Linked DNA regions of Mus musculus: region 1 is linked to region 2. A link is a loop called in an ENCODE intact Hi-C map of the cell type or tissue named here. Cell type or tissue: left cerebral cortex. All regions are shown on one strand. Each heading gives the region's core, and the rest is flanking DNA. Links, peaks and the distances in the headings are about the cores only. Region 1 overlaps Atp13a4 (ATPase type 13A4). Region 2 holds the start of Atp13a4 (ATPase type 13A4).

Region 1 (8,346 bases), core at 334-8,333, 67 kb before region 2:
TACACTATGTCAAAAATCGACTGAATTATGCACTTTACAGATATGTTTTGTTTGCCATGCTAATTTAACTTCTATAAAGTATGTTTTCTTCTAATGGTAAAGATCTGAGATTCCTTTCTTATAAGCAAATGTATAAGAAAAATACACATGCAGATGAGTTATTAGGAACAATCAGAAAACCAAAGCTAAGTCACTTTCCGATTGCCTCTGGATATAACAAATGGGTATAAAACAGTGGAACTTACCTTTTCGCTCATACACAGAGACTGTAATGCTATTATGGGATTCAACAAGATGGTGCAGTTTTACAGATTGCTGCAAAAAGAAGGAAAACAGACATTTATCTGTTTAATTATATACCTCGGATCGGATATTGCTCAGTATGGTGCTAGCTAAACATGGAGGACTTTAGGCTGCCAGCTGAAGATCCTGGGTAGGAACAGAGGGTTGAGTAACCTGTCACTCAGTGAAAAGGATCTCTGACCAGCAGTTGGAGTTGTGGTCTATAGCACAAAAATTTCCATGAGTGGTCGTCCCAGTAGTTATTTGTTCTGATAAATGAACTACACTGAGAGTAACTCAAGGCAAAGACACAAAAATAAATAAATGTTTTATTCCACATTTAGTAAGAAAGTATTGTGTGAATGACCTTCTAACTTGTTCTGGGGTATTAATTTTTCCCATAATTCCAGGTGTTTGTTTTTTATTCTACGATCATTATTAGCAATATGCCCTAAAGGGACAGGCTCACAAGGCTCCACTTCTTCTTGAGGGACTGTGAGAAGTTAATGGTTGCTAAAAGAGAGAGTGTGATCTTCTTCAGTGGTATAGTAACTGGTTAAGTTGACCATGGTCAAGAAAATAACTCCTAATTCATGCTTATGTAGCTAACCCTAATTAAACTCAATGGGTCACACACACACAACCATCAAAGTAGTAGAGGGTCTTGTTAGGAAGAAGGGTTTCAGTGGGATAGGAGAGAGAATGAGTGAGAGTAATGGGGAAGAGTAAATGTATATATATATATATATATATATATAGAGAGAGAGAGAGAGAGAGAGAGAGAGAGAGAGAGAGAGACCAATTGTCATAGAATTGTCATAGTTATATTAAATTGTCAAAGACTTTTCAAAAGACACTCCCTGAATTATTATTTACAAATCTGGAAAAGGTACCAAAGAACATTTAGTGCAATAAAATAATGTCAAATAGTATTATGCTACTAACTCATCCTTTTGTTCACTTGTAAATTCACTCAACCAACATTTATTAAGCAGTTTTTTCTATACCTAAGGCTATATGTTAAGAACTTAGGCAGAATGGAAAACAACAGAAATATGACTGATAATTGTCAATCAAAGCAATATATTTTAATCAAGTAGTTATATAAATAAATGTTTACAAAGAATAAGCTACCCCCATGTTTCTATGTAATATTAGTCACTACAAATGGAAAGTGTGAAACCATGTATGTAAAGATTCTCAATGCAGTTTTGCTTTAAAAGCAAAAAACTAGGAACCAACTAAGAATCTGCCAGTAGTCAAAATAGTCAGCACATAGTTATAAAACTACTTCAGATCTAAAGAAAGTATCTGTACCAATACAGAACAATACTAGAGACATATTCAGTTAAAATGCAACTGCAAAATAGAGTACAGGGAACACTTTCATTCTGTGAAATGTGTGTGTGTTGTGTGTGTGTGTGTGTGTGTGTGTGTGTGTGTGTGTGTGTGTGTGTGTGTGATTAATGTTGCTAAAGTATAAAGAAGAGCTGGACCTAGTAAGTCCTAAAAGTCTGGCTGATTCTTTCTAGTGATTCTTTCAATGTAAAGGATCTTTCTGCTTTAAATATATATTAACATATTCATATGTTGTTCCTTGTACAAGAGAAAGTGGCTAGTTAATTTTTAAATTGAAATAAATTCAAATTACCTATCAGCTTTAGAATTGTATTGGTATCCTTAACAAAAGTTGTCTAGATGGAAACGTGAAAGAAATCATGTCAGCAGGCAAAGAGTGAAAGAAAGGCATTCAGATCCTGAGAGTGGGTGTAAAGAATCAAGCTGTATAATAAAAGGAAGAAGGAAGCTGCGGCAGCCACTGGAGGTGTGTGCAGAACAAAGAGAAAATGCTCCTTTGTGTTTAAGTTTTTTGAAGCTTGCAAATGCTAAACACTGATGGCCAAGCTCTTATGAAGAGGCAGAGAGAAGAGTCACTTGTGGATTGCATGACCACCCAAAAAAGGTAGAGCGGGTATCTGGGGGCACAAGCAGATGATATCTTAGGGCCTTTCCTCCGCTGTGATGATCGGGAAGGAAAGCCAGGCCTGAAGAGGACAGAGCATTTGGCAATAGAGAGGGAGGAGTTGAGCAAATTTCATACGAGGCTCTGTTTTGTGAAATAACTTGTGAGATTATCTGATGAGAAATCAAAGATGGAAGATAGGCATTTCTAAAGAAAGATGGCTTAAAACACATACTTGCATCCTCATAGAGTGGGAGAACGCCTTGATCTGAGATGCACAAGACTTGCCAGGAAGAGGATGACACGGACTCATATGTGATCCACCCATCAGTTCTATGTGGTTTTTCTCCCAGCAGCACCTAGACCCCCTGCTACAAGTGTAAGGAAACCCAAGAGCTGAACTAGAGCTTTGATAGATGGACACCAAACAAACGAAAAGGTCAAGGAACCCCTAGTAAGCAGAGGATCCTCCATCTTCTGAAGGACTGGGATATGCGGGAAGGGAAAGGTGTCACCCGCTGAGCAGCGGCAATTGTGTTCTTCTTTCATAACCATGTGTTTGTTTGACATGGACCGGGCGATCCTATTTCAAGGTTCTTGCCTAAGAACAAGCCAACGAAGCCCGCCATGGGATCTAGGGAAGCTCACCTGTCTGAGGTCATACACGGTCAAAGCTATGGAAATGACAGACATGAGGATGATGGCAAGAGCATATTCCTTGTAATCTTCACTGAACCACAAACAGACGCTGAAGAGTTGAAAGATGTAAAATGGATTCAGAACCTGTTAGCAGACGTAAAGACAGGAAGACAAGAATGGCTTTTGGGCTTGACACATGGCTGTTCGCTGACTTGTTTTCATAATTAGCATCGTGATATCAATCACCCCACACAATAGGCTCTGCTTCTTGTTGTTGTATTTCATCAGCAATTTCCAAGACACAGCTATGAATGTCATGGAGCCAAAAAAGTCTAAGCCTTTAAAGTGTTCTGATCCCCCAGAGCACTTAGTTTAATCACGGCTGCACTTAGCAATCTACAAAGTTGTGCTTGACATGTCACTGGGTTAAGCATCTGAGTAATGGGCCAAGAGTAGATGTTATCATCCCCCATTTACACTTCCTGAACTTCAGAAAATTGACATACTCAGCTTTACAGAATTGAACTACTTTAATCTGCTATCCCCTCTTCCATATAATACCATTAAAGAACTTTTCATTAATGGATGAGTGCAAGACCGGACTTTTCCATAAGTGGACAGCTAAGCCTACATGGCATGTTGTAACCACACGTCTTCTTCAATGGGAGGCAGCAGACATCGACACCAACAGTTGTATTCCTGGTATAGCTTAAAGCGTGATGTGCTTTTCCTCATATTCACCGTAGATGCTCACAGGGACAGGAATCCTGGCTCCTGGCTAGGGAAGAAGCTCCCAGAACCTTTCCCAACCAATTTGCTTTGCATTCAGCCATCCTTAAACGTGTTTAGAAATATTGAGAATGTATCTTGAATTTAGGAAGCCTTTCTAAGGCAAAGATGAAGGGAAATTGAATACCAGAAATACACAGAGGGCTGCTATATGGCTTAACACTAATAAATCCAACAAAAAAGTACAAGAGGACATTTTTAACTTAGTGCATGATGGGTAAGCCATTCATTCATGCTCTCTCTCTCTCTCTCTCTCTCTCTCTCTCTCTCTCTCTCTCCCTCTCTCTCTCCCTCTCTCTCTCTCTCTCCACACACACGCATACACACACACACACATACACACATATCCGCACACACTGAGATGAGTAGACCATAAAAAAGCTAAATAAATGTGGTTTTCTCTTTCCAGTTTTGAATGCTGAGGTAACTATATATATTGAGGAAGAAATTGATCCCCTTTCTTAAACAAACGTGATTTTAGTTTCACGGAATTAGAATGAGCTAAGCAGTATAGTATTTTAAGAAAGGAGAAAACCCCAGCATTTATCCAAGTCACCAGATAAGAAGAGGACACCTGAGTGTCGCAGCATTGCAGTTGTGCAATGTGCACACAGGGCACATAGCACATCCAGACAGTGTGCTTGGCGTCCTCTTAAAGGGTCAGGTAAATTACAGTCACTTATTAACAAGGAGCATCTCCAACTGGTCAGGCCACAGAGTCATCATTTTCTATCCAACATCCCCGCCAAATACTGAAGAAATTACCTCCTTGATGAGCAGTTTCCAAATAGGTGTGATTTCAACATCAATAGCATTAGGCCCACATATTAACCTCCTACAGGGAGAAACCACAGATTGATCGCTCAGTCACCGCAGTGAAAGAAAACTCATCTCCTGCACATTCACAGAAAAGGTATATTCCATATTCTCTTTTGCACTTCTAGGGCCAAAGGATCTCTTGTCACAAGACACCCTCATATGTTTCAAAGTCACTAAGGAGTGGGAGGGGTCCCAGGAGCAAACTAGTAGACTGGGTCATGTTGTTTCCATTGAACTATACTCCCTGAGACCTAAATATTTCCCTCAGTGGTACCTTTGGTTTCTAATATTATCTACCCTCTCTTCAATACTTTCAGAACTCAGATGTCCTCTGCTCTGTGCCTCATCACTATAGGTCCAAGGAAATGAAATGAAGATATCTTGAAAGTTGATTTTTTTTAAGTGACAGGGAAATACAGTATCGATTGTTTCTCCTCATATCCAGGAGTTCTTTAAGGCTGAATATTTATTTTAATGGGAGCAGAAAAGTCCTTGATTCTCAGAAAAAGCTCAACATACAGAATCATACATCCCACTAACTGCAAGTCCCTGAGTTGTGTTGCTTTGATTATGCAGAGATATGGCACCTTATGAATTCTTTTCTTGTGGGGAATACTAACCATTCTCTGTGCCTTCCCCTCAGACTCTCAGATAAAATGGCTATTCAAATGCACAGGCTATGGTCCTCTATTTTTATGTAAACAAGGCTAATTTAGGACATCTCATTAAAATGAAGACTTGCTTTAGTAGAGGTAAGGGGCATGCTGAGACTGCTTTTCTTATAAGCATGCAAGTAATACTAACTGCAATGCTCTGCATCTCTTCTGAGCAACAGAAATCGGTCTCTGTCCCTCCTCTTTTAAGATGGTGGTGGTGTGTGTGTGTGTGTGTGTGTGTCTGTGTCTGTGTCTGTGTCTGTGTTTGTCTGTGTGTGTGTGTGTCTGTGTTTGTCTGTGTGTGTGTGTGTTTGTCTGTGTGTGTGTGTGTGTGTGTGTGTGAATGTCTGTGCCTCTATATGTGTATCTGTGTGTGCCTCTGTGTGTGTGTTTATGTGTGTGTATGCATGTGCACAAGTGCCCACAGAGGCCAGAAGAGAACATTGGATCCCCTGGAACTGAAGTTACCTGAAGAGTCTGAAATTGGTTCTCATAGCCAAACTCAGGTCATCTGGAAGAGCAGCAAGTGCTCTTAGTGGCCAAGCCATCTTTGCAACCGCTTTCAGTTCCTATTATGACTAGAATATTAAGACCCAAATGGAAAGATACTTATTCAATCAAAACCACGCAGATTCCGGACAGCCAAGTGCCCTCTCTGAACCTTGTTTCTGGGTCTAGTGATTGATATGGAATTGTGGAACATCCTGCATGGCATTGATCCAAAGCACTTGTAAATGCTGTTCTATGAAGCTAAGTTAGTGTGTGTGTGTGTGTGTGTGTGTGTGTGTGTGTGTGTGTGTGTCTGCATGCACATGTGTGTATATGTGTGTATGTGTGTGCATGTGTGTGTTTGTACACCTGCCATGTGTACATGTATGTGTGAGTGTGTGTGTTTGTACATATGTGCCTGCCATACATACCTGCATATATGTATGTGTGTGTGTGTGTGTGTGTGTGTGTGTGTGAGAGTGAGTGAGTGTGTATATATTGCATCTTTATGACCTTATTCAAGCTATTAAATCCCCCTGAGCCTCACACTGCACTCTTCTCTGTTAGGCTGGTGGACATATTTGTTCTACCTGTTAACCCCATCAAATTGCTCTACAGATATGTGAGGTCATGCATGGGACACACTAAATAGATCACTGCAACCCTTTCTCGTATTGGTGAATTAAGACTGCATACTGGATTATCTGGTTAATAATTACAGCCCTTTTGAGCTAAAGCCACAGTGAATCTAGTACCTGATCTCTTGTTCCTCTGAAGTCAGACCTAATCCAAATTTCTGATGTATCTTTGCAGAACTGAGCCAGTCTTCCAGGGAGCTAAAACAACAATGACGAAAGAATCTAATAGCAGCCGTATTTCCAAGATAACACTTTTCTTCTTAGGATACACTTGTCGAAGCACTTACCCAATTTTCTGAAACTGTCCTTCCAAATTATTCCAAACATATCGTATTTTCTGCACTTTTATGTATCTCACCTACAATAAAGAAAAAAGTATTAAGTGACTCTCAAGTTTAAAGATCGGAGAACACAGCAACTTGGGGTCTAAGGAGACATTTGTGGAAGAAGCAAAGATAGAGTCAGAGATCCTTCTTAAAATTTTCTATACATATATCCCAGCACTTGGGAGGCAGAGGCAGGCAGATTTCTGAGTTCGAGGCCAGCCTGGTCTACAAAGTGAGTTCCAGGACAGCCAGGGCTATACAGATAAACCCTGTCTCGAACCCCCCGCCCAAAAAAATTTCTCTTCCCCTAACCTTCCATTCTATTCTCCTCAATTACATGAAAAAAAAATCTATTAGAAGTCATCATCTGGTCAGTGTGTTTCAACATTTTACTACCTTACAAACTAATGAAGGAAACAAAACATTACAAAATAAAACTTAAGTTTCATAGTCCAATACATGTAACAAAGAAATAAAATATAATGATGTAAAACGGTTGCCTTAAAAATACCACAGACATGTGGAGAAGGTGAGTGGCTAGAGGCATTGTGGAAGAGGTAACATCAGAAACATAAGACTAAAGGTGAAAGGGATTTTGCTCAGTTGAGGACTGAAAAGAATTAGTCAAAGAGATTGCATGTGGTTAGTCAAAATGGAGGAGACAAGAGAACAGACCTGTTTGACTGCAGAGTGAAGGGCAAGGCTGGGAAACTAAACTATGATAAAGCTGAGCAGACCAGATGCAGGAATGAGGCATGGGCATCCTTGTCTCACAGAGGATGGGTTGTAGAGCAGCCTACAGAAGGCACAATGAAGAACAAGGCAATTCAGGAGAGAGAAGTCGCAGCAAAGTGTACTCCAGTGAGTAGGGCTTTGAGGGCATTGGCAGAGGAAAGAAAAACAGATTCTTGCTTATAACAGTTCTTCTTGCTTACTCCTCCTTCTCTTAAGCATTGTTGCAGTCCTCAGAAGACATAAAGAGAAGCAATGGGGCTCCCAGTCTATGGTGCAGCAACGGTTATAACCTCGGGGTACTTATTAGAAGCATTTAGAGAGCTTTAAAGAATATTGCTACTTGGGTCCCCTGGCCAAGAGATTTAATTTGTTCACAGTTTACTTTGGGCATAAATATTTTTAAATTTCCCTAGGTAATTCTGATGTGCTGTCAAAGTTAAGAAGCACTGTTCAAGGCTGCTGGTTTTGGCAGCTCTATTTCTGACCTTGAGAACTTTTAACTAACTTTCCCTGTGCCGCGGTTTCCCCAGGAATACATTGAAGTAATTGACCAGATTATGTCTAAGTTCCATTCAACTCCTTTATGAATTGTCTAACCAACCATGAGGTAAGTTTTAAAACTGAGAAAAGGCTCTAACTGGTGCAAAATAAAAGTATTCAATACATTTTTGTTAAATACATGACTGCTTTGCAAAGGCACATGTCAACTAGAAGCCTTGCTGAATCATAATTCTACTCTACTCAGTGAGCATACATATCTCTCTCTCTCTCTCTCTCTCTCTCTCTCTCTCTGTGTGTGTGTGTGTGTGTGTGTGTGTGTGTGTGTGTGTGTGTGTGTGTGTGTCTCAATGGAATTCAAGCAAAAGTGCTATATGTTGTAATTTGTAAAAATTCCAATGAGGTTTGTTACAAAAGAAATTATTTGAAAGCCTGTCTATTTCCAATTGATTTTGAGTATGAAATGGTGCAAATTGCCTCTGGGAAAAATCCTTCCTTCATAAACTGTCAAA
Region 2 (8,346 bases), core at 148-8,147:
TTATACTTGGGAATGAATGAAAGCTTCGGGAGATTGTTGATCAGTTGGGTTTTTTTTTTTTTAAGTAACATCAATTTTCTAGCTTTAATTTTTAATTACTCAAAGCAGTTCCATTTCTGAGCCCCGCCGCCTCTTTGGTTTTTTTTGTTTGTTTGTTTGTTTTTTTGTTTTGTTTTGTTTTGTTTTGTTTTTTTTCCTTCAGAATGTAAAACTGCAGGTGAATGGAGCTGTCACAGCCAACCAGTGCCACAGTTCTGGCCCAGAGACTGTGCTTGATTTGGGAAGGCCATGGAAAGGCTGCTCGGGCAGGATCCCTGCCCTCCAGAACTGATTAAATCCCACTCCTCCCAGGTTTATATCAAAGATGAGTTTGCTTCATGGGAGTTCTGCCGCAAAGAATCGAGAATAAAGACATCAGACTTGGCCAGTGGCCCAGCTTCCTGAACATTTCAACTGACAAAATGTCTCAGCCTGAGCACAATTCCTCCACTATGCAATCTGCGGGCCTTACTAGTTAACATTGGCAAGCATCTCAGAGGTGCTCGGGAAGCATAATAAGTGAGTAGCCACGAAGCCGGGGCGGGGGAGGGGCTCCTTGCTCCTGGATGTGAGAGAAGAAAATAAGAGACATCAGAGCGAGCTAACTCATTGTCGAGGACACACCGCCCCAACTCACGGTGATGACACAGGACTATTGCCAGTGTGGGTGAGCCCACGAGCCACCTACCACCACTCAGGTGACTTGGAATAGTAGCGTGTAGCCAGCCACTTAGAAATGATATAGAAGTTGAAAAAGAGTCTCTAGTGTTTCCATATTCTCTAGTCTTTAGTTTCTCACTACTTAATAATTAACTGTGTTAAATATTTGCCAGCACACCACCAAACACATTGCCCTGGTGCCCTCCTTTGCTTTCTCATACACTGTTGGACATTATTCACTTATATGTAGTAGGCATCATGGTGAGAACAAAACAATCACGTTCTCTTAGTTAAGAATGTATATGTGTTAGGTTAAAAGTTTGACACATCAGTAACAAAAGGAGCCCTAGGTAGAAAGCACAAATGCCAATCAACATGTTTAACTTCGTCATGGAAATGCAAAATGAATACAGGCATCAAACATCATTTTCCAAAGTAAATGAGGTAAAATTAAAAAGTATTATTTGAGGTTAGAGGTAGGGAAGAGATGTATCCATAAAAGGGGATTGCTACTTGGAGTATAAATTCACAGCACAACTTTTAGAGAGAAATGGAGTATTCGGTTTCAAATGTTATGTGTCAAAAGTTAAACTGTACATCTCCTCTAGTGCTGCAACATTATTTCAGAGCATTCGTTCTCAGGAAATACTTGGAAGAATATCCCCCCCCCAAAAAAAACCTAATGTTGTTTATCACAGCCAACACAAAATCAAGAATAACAAGTATACAACCTGGGAGATGGAGCGCAATTCATACAGACACAACTCAAAGGCTGTAGTAGCCATGCAGTGCTGGCACAATTCATACAAACATAACTCAAAGGCTGTAGTAGCCATGCAGTGGTGTATCAAAAGGAAAGATGTTCACCCTACATCTATCTTCAGCTCTCACAAGAAGAGGTAGCCTTCAAAAGAGAGTACAGATTCCAATGAGAAAACAATGTGTTTTGGGAATGTGCTAGCAGGACCAGGATGGAAGGCCTGCAGTTATGTGCAGAATTCTGTAGCACAAACTCTAGCAATATTTTTCATTTCAGTGTAGAAATGTGCCATCACAAGGTATACAGTTGCACAGTAGCCCATTACCCAGTATTTCCATACTCCAGGAACAATGTGCAGAATTTGAAGAATATAAATAGTATTAAAATACACTATAATCATTAGAATGATGTGGTTTTATGAATACATTGTAGAAGTCTGGAAAAGAGTCACCGACAGGGTAGTATTAATCATATTCGGATGTAAACCAATGAATCATATCTTTTTTTTTTGTTCTTCTGAGTTCCTGTCTCAATATTTTCACACACACAAAACACATCATCTTTATAATCAGAAAAATAGTCAAGTATTTGTTTCTATACATGCTAAAAATATAGGAGCAAATTCAGGATTCATCACTTTTCCAAAACTTGCTATAATAAAATAGGTCTCTAGAAGGAGTGATTTCATTAATGTGATCAACGATTGGATCAGTTAATCCGTATCGTTGTCAGTCGTGCATGAGGAGATGAACAGTAACACTTCTAAGTCATTTCAGAAGAGAAATGCACAACACAACACTGGAATTCATGGGATGGGAACTCCCTGGAGATCTGATAGTCTCACTTCACAAAATAGAAACATCCCACAGGGAGCCCTACAAGGCAGGTACAATACAACATTAGCTTCTCCATTTATAAAAAATCTCCACAGAAAACAGAAATATGTATTTATATTGTCATTAATATAAAAAGGGAGCTCATTACAGTGAAACAGCATTCATTCAGTGGTGTAAGGCTCCTACCTTTGTTTAACAGTAACAGCTCATGAGCCCCCAAAATCATTCCTGCTCAAAACATTTCCACATTGATGCTCTCAGTTAGTCCTCCTAGAACCCCGTGAGACAGATAGGCTAGAAAGGACCACTCCTTTTTTATAGATAAGGAAACTGAGGCTTGAACAGACAAGTGGCTAGTCCAAGGCCAGAGCAGGAACTCTAGACCCCGTTGGAGGCCTTTCTAGCAGTGTCTGGTTAAGCTTTCTCTAATGGACACTTTCTTATCCTCTGGCAGGGTTTTCCTTCCTTCGGTGTCTTATTTTTGCTTGATGGCAATATTCAGGTAACCTACAATTGCTCTATAGCTCCTGCTTCTTCAGTTCTAGACTGAAAGATAATTCTAGCCATTCTCAGTTCTTTTATATGAGAGCTAAATCCCAGATTGTTAAGTTTGTATTGAAATTTGAAGCCATTTCTATCATTAGAAGAATTACAGTTGGAAATACCCACATTTGTGGTGTTACAAAGAATCTGCAAACACTTTGGTATGTCACATTTTTAGACAACGTTAGCTTTCTAAAAGGGATTAGCTTACAAGTCAGAGGAGACAAATCTACTAAGCAAATAAATGTAAAATCTATAAAACAGCAAACCTTAGGGGAGCTAAGATCAGACATTCTCCTTAGCCTTACTTTCTTAGGAGAAGAAATATGTTCTATTAAAAATATAGTGTCCCCAGTAAGAAAAAGGCATCAGTGGACAGCTTTCAGACACAGAGACACAGGTCAACCTACTTAGCCTAACATATGCGATGCTCCAGCTCTTAGACTGCGGCAACCTTGGATAAGTGCCTTGGAAATGCCTCTCCTCATCAACCCCACCGGGCTATGGTGGAAACTAAATAACCATGAAAACACATTGTATACCATCACGCAAAACAAAAATAAATGATAGATAGATAGATAGATAGATAGATAGATAGATAGATAGATAGATAGATAGATAGATAGGTAGATAGGTAGATAGGTAGATAGATAGATAAACAGACAGATAGATATGATACACAACTTTTGAAGTTTACCACCACAAGAGAGGACCAGTGTAGCAAGAAACACAGTGCAGTACCAGGCAGGTAGCCAGGATTCAGCAGTCGTCGTAACAGGACAAGGAGCGAATACTAATGCTGCACCTCTGCTGAGCCTACTCAGATTTGGTGAGTCAAATCTGTCCCTTCCCCATCCAAGGCACTCAACTGAGCCTCCAGCTGAATACAAAACCGGGCTGACCCCTGATGTCGTTGGTGGTTCTGTAACAAAGATGAACTAGTATAGTAGCAAGACTGCCTCACCTAGAGCATTCATTAGGCTAGGGAGGAGGGAGCAAGCCTTCAAGAATATAGGAGACTCATAATGGTATTTCAGATAAGATGAAGAGAGAGGGGAAAGTATGTGATTACAAATGAGAAAGGAAGAGAGCATGCAAGAAGTCCCTGCCTTCTGGTAAATGCATTCAACATTAGGACCCAACTTCAGTCTCTCAAGGAAATACTTAGGAAGCATGAGTCAACATGAGGCCAGGAAGTCATTTGTGGTGACATTTGGTTAGAGTCTTGAAAGCAACTGTTATTGATAGTTACATCTGAAAGAAGGAAAGACAAGGTTAAGAAAGCCAGCTGAATTAAGGCACCCATTAGTCCTTTATAATATTTTTTTCCAGAGCTTTGATAGATGGGATCTATTCCAGAATGTCAAAAAGAAAAAAAAAAAGTTGTTGCTATAGAAACAGGTAAGCAGATTAAACTTGAAAGACCAGTTTTAGAACAAAGAATTTAATAGTCAGGACTTGAGCAATTAACCAAGAAAACATTTCAAGTAAATATCTTTCGGGTTTGTTATTTGTATATTAATTCGAGGAAGGTAAAATGCTATTATAGAGAGAGCTTCACACTCTCACATTTTAATTGCATCATTACTGGCATAAGGCTATGCTTACACAATTAGCACAAAGACCTTATTACACAGAACTGCACATCTCTGACTCTCTCTTGATTACATTGTAATTGAGAAATATCACTTTGGATTCACCAAGAACAGACTCATCTTTGGTTTTCTTACAGAGCTCAAGATTCCGGGGAACGTCTCAAATGAAACAGATGATGAAGCTCGCAGTTTTCTGCAACCAGTCCCTACAGCAGTGACTCTTTTGATGAAATGAAATGAGTGGAGGCTGATAATTGTTAATATTTGTGTTATGTGTCTTCCCTTCTGAGCAGTCCCAACAAGATTGTGAGAAGCAAAGACCCAGCATGCAGCTGCCTTGACTTTCGCGTTCAGTTCTTCCACCCAGAGAAAACTCTAGTCTTCTCACAGACCTGTTGAAATGGGAGTTATGGACATAACTTCCCATACAGTCAGAGACTCAAAACTTAATCACCAGACAACTCTGTGTTCCTCTCCCCTTCTGTCTTACTTCCAATGAAAACAATCTTGATGAAAATGAATACAATGTGTTCATTCTACCAAATTCATGCTGTCAGGAGTTACATTCACGGGACAGGAAGGTTGCTTGAATATTATCTCTTCTTATATAATTCCAGAGTCAACATTCAATGAAGTATGGGAATGAGTTCACGCGTGTGTGTGTGCGAAGCTAGGGAAAGGAGATGAGAAGAAGGGGCTGGGAACTTACCATCTCATTCTCGTCCCCTTCATTGAGTAAAGCATGCTGGCTCTTCTCAAGGTGGTCACCCATGGAAACACGCTCCACTCCTGCTCCCTGACCCTTGTGTGCAGCCGCTTTCAGGACCCACTCCAGAGACGCCTCCGGACCGCTGGATGAAAGAGTTAATGATCTTCCAGGTTAAAAACTCCTTGAGCACACACCTTCTTTCAGCAAATGACAATATTTAGCGAAGTGGACTCCTCCCCCGGGGCACTTTGTGCCAGGAGGAATTTCTGGCTGCTCCTTGCTTCTGCATTCTCTCAAAGCAGCTGTCTCAGAGGAAGCCGCTCCCATGCCGATCTTTTTGTACCCAACTTACAGGGGAAAACACTCTTTGCCTGCCCACAGCCTGCCAGCGTAAGGCATCTGACTGCAAATCCAGCAAGACAATGCGGTGTTGGCAGGACCCTCTGCAGAAGCGGGCTCAAGAACTCCCAGGTCGCTGTTTTATTCCCAGAAGCTGGGGAAACAGGACAAACAGAGCTAGGATTTTCATTTGCTTAGTTGGAGTCCCCAGTCCATAGGGTTTTAGTACAGGTCTCATTCGTTTTGTTTACAAATGATACAGATTATTCATAATCCACCTCGACAGATATTTATAATCTCATTTGCTTTTTCCACACACAAAGTATTCTACTTAATGTGTGCATAGAATTAGGCTTGCTATTCTTGAAAAAACGTATACTAAAGCCATAGAAGTATAATCAACCTATTCCAGGCTTCTTTTTTAGCTCAAATGTTCGTGAATAAACACTTACAATTGCCCAGAAACAAAATATTTAAGTGAACAAACAAAAAAAAAAAATTGGGGAAGGGGACATTTGTTTGATTTTTTTATTTTATGTATATAGATGTTCTGCCTGTATGTATGTCTATGCACCGTGTGTGCCCGGTGCCCAGTGCCCGGTGCCCGGTGCCCGGTGCCCGGTGCCCTCAGCAGACAGAAGATCCTGTAGAACTGTAATTATAGATGGTGCATGTGAGCCACCATTTGTGTGCTGGGAATCAAACCCAGGTTTTCTGGAGAAACAGCAAGTGCTCTTAACCACTGAGCCATCTCCCCAGCCTCTCAAATTCAAGGTTGTTGTTTGTTTTTTTTTAATTTACACACAAGTTGTGCAAAAATTAGTTTTATCATAGAAAGATAAAATGACAAAGTCACAATTGTTATTCTGGGGCTGATGTAAGGACTCAAATACATAATAAGTCTACTAGGAGGTGCACTTTTATCCTGCAAGCTGGTCTGAGATAACTGTGGGGAGTCCCTGTGTAGAGAAGCAGAAGTGGAGAACTCTCAGCCACGCGTCTCTGAGCCAGTCTTGTTGTATAGTCGTTGATCTACAAGAGCTGACTTTGGCTTGCCCGGAAATACCTGGAAGGACCATTGAGGGAGGGAGTGTGGAGCTGGGAAGGTGTGCTGACAGCACTAACCAAGGGCTCTCACCATGTTTAAACGTTGGTTTTAGCCTCAGTCGGCACACTGGTTAAGGACACGTACTTCAAAGTTGGAGGACTTGGCTTCGAATTTGGGTTTGACCAAGTGTCATCTTTGCGACCTTGTGATACAGCAGGCTACATAGTATCCAATGACCTCTATCTGCTTACATGTTATGTAAGAAAAATGACACTAAAATCTCCCTTGGAGCTATGTTTTGAGGAACAGTGCCCGGGAAGATAGATGTTCAGTATAGGGTAGTGACTGTCCACACACTGTCCCTTCCAGCTAAGTGAAGAGATGGCACTGATCTGACCAGCTTAACACAAGTAACCCAGAGAGATTGAGATTGAGATTGTGAAAAAAAGAACACACACATACATACATACACACACACACCAGAGAGATGGAGGAGGGAGGGAGAGAGAAAGAGAGAGGTCTTGAGCAAATGACAAAAATAAATAAATAAAAAGCAAGCTAAGAAAATTCATTGTAACAGAAATCATGTATATAAATATCTGTGTGTGTGTGTGTGTGTGTGTGTGTGTGTGTGTGTGTGTAGGTATAGTGTGTAGTTCTTAGAAATTCCAAAAACTATAAGTATCATTTAACCAAATAATAAAAGTGAAATTAATATTTTTATCACAAGGTTAATATATGAATAGTATGAAGTTTCTTTTTAGAGATAATGAAAACTGTCAGAATTAGTGACGTGCATCTTTGTGAATAGCCCACAATTCACTGGTTTGTATTTTGGGGTTTTTGGTTTTTTTTTTTTTTTTTTTTTTGGTTTTTGGTTTTTTTCGTTTTTTTTCAAGACAGAGTTTCTCTGTGTAGCCCTGGCTGTCTTGGAACTCACTTTGTAGACCAGGCTGGCCTCAAACTCAGAAATCCACCTGCCTCTGCCTCCCAAGTGCTGGGATTAAAGGCGTGCACCACCATGTCCAGCTCACTTGTTTGTATTTTAACAAGCAACCATTTAGTATATTTAGCAAAGGAAATAATAATAAAAAAAATTTTCCATCTCATCTTAACTTTACCAGGACAGCAATGTTTCTCTAGGTTACTTTAGAGCATCCAAAGTGTTCTGCAAGAAGTGTTGGGCTTTCATGACCTGGAGAGCCTCTCTTTGGACAGAGCATTTGAGAAAGGCCTATAAAGTGGGCTGAGGAGATGTGAGGTCAAGGGCAGGAAGAGGGTCATGGGTAGAAGCCCTTGGAGTGAGAAATCCATGGTCCAGAGAGACACAGCGTCTTGTTCAGAGCAGCCTCCTCCTCTTTCACTGCCCATAGGCTGGATGTGAGGGGAAAAAAATGTGCCAGGAAACACAGATAAGCCATCTTATGCAGGTTTTGAACACCAGACCTGGGTCTGAATTTAACTCAGTGAACAATGATAACATAAATATATATAGTTTGTTCTGCCAGCCTGTGTTGTAGGAGTGGTTACAATTACATAATGCTGGAAGCAACTGGGCCCAATCATGTAAGGTTGGCACAACCCATGGCTGAAGAAGAATAAAACTTCTTCTCGACTATCAGGATAATATTTTGTATCTTTCATTTTATGTAATTTTGCATAAGTTATATTCCTATTTGTACTTTAATTTGTGGAGGGAAAAACTGACCTTTGAAAGTTAAATCTTTTGTGGAAACAAAGTCAACACCGAAATCCCAAGTCACATGCAAGATGCACAAGAGTGGCAGAGGAATCATGGGATAGGAGGTAGGCTGGGG

Evidence for each region. Peaks named below come from ENCODE experiments on the same cell type or tissue, not always from the same donor. Only the 100,000 strongest peaks of a DNase experiment are listed, where the experiment ranks them.
Region 1: a loop joins it to region 2, with 2.0 times the contacts of the local background. A loop is called at or near these places in 2 of 42 quality-filtered maps.

What each region holds. Positions count from the first base shown.
Region 1 is chr16:29,468,996-29,477,341 of GRCm38, forward strand. It overlaps Atp13a4 (ATPase type 13A4), which reads right to left. Exons shown (of 30, transcript NM_001164612.1): 4 at 6,563-6,633; 5 at 6,393-6,473; 6 at 4,439-4,508; 7 at 2,894-3,028; 8 at 246-315. Among named protein-coding and RNA genes, the nearest start is that of Atp13a4, 68 kb to the right of the region's middle. In left cerebral cortex, for the core only: no CTCF peak of the experiment used is centred there; no DNase peak of the experiment used is centred there.
Region 2 is chr16:29,536,102-29,544,447 of GRCm38, forward strand. Atp13a4 (ATPase type 13A4) reads right to left here and starts at 5,382. Exons shown (of 30, transcript NM_001164612.1): 1 at 5,143-5,382. The coding sequence starts at 5,205. In left cerebral cortex, for the core only: no CTCF peak of the experiment used is centred there; DNase peaks (open chromatin) are centred at 500, 3,610 and 5,470; H3K4me3 peaks cover 1,559 bases; H3K27ac peaks cover 1,258 bases.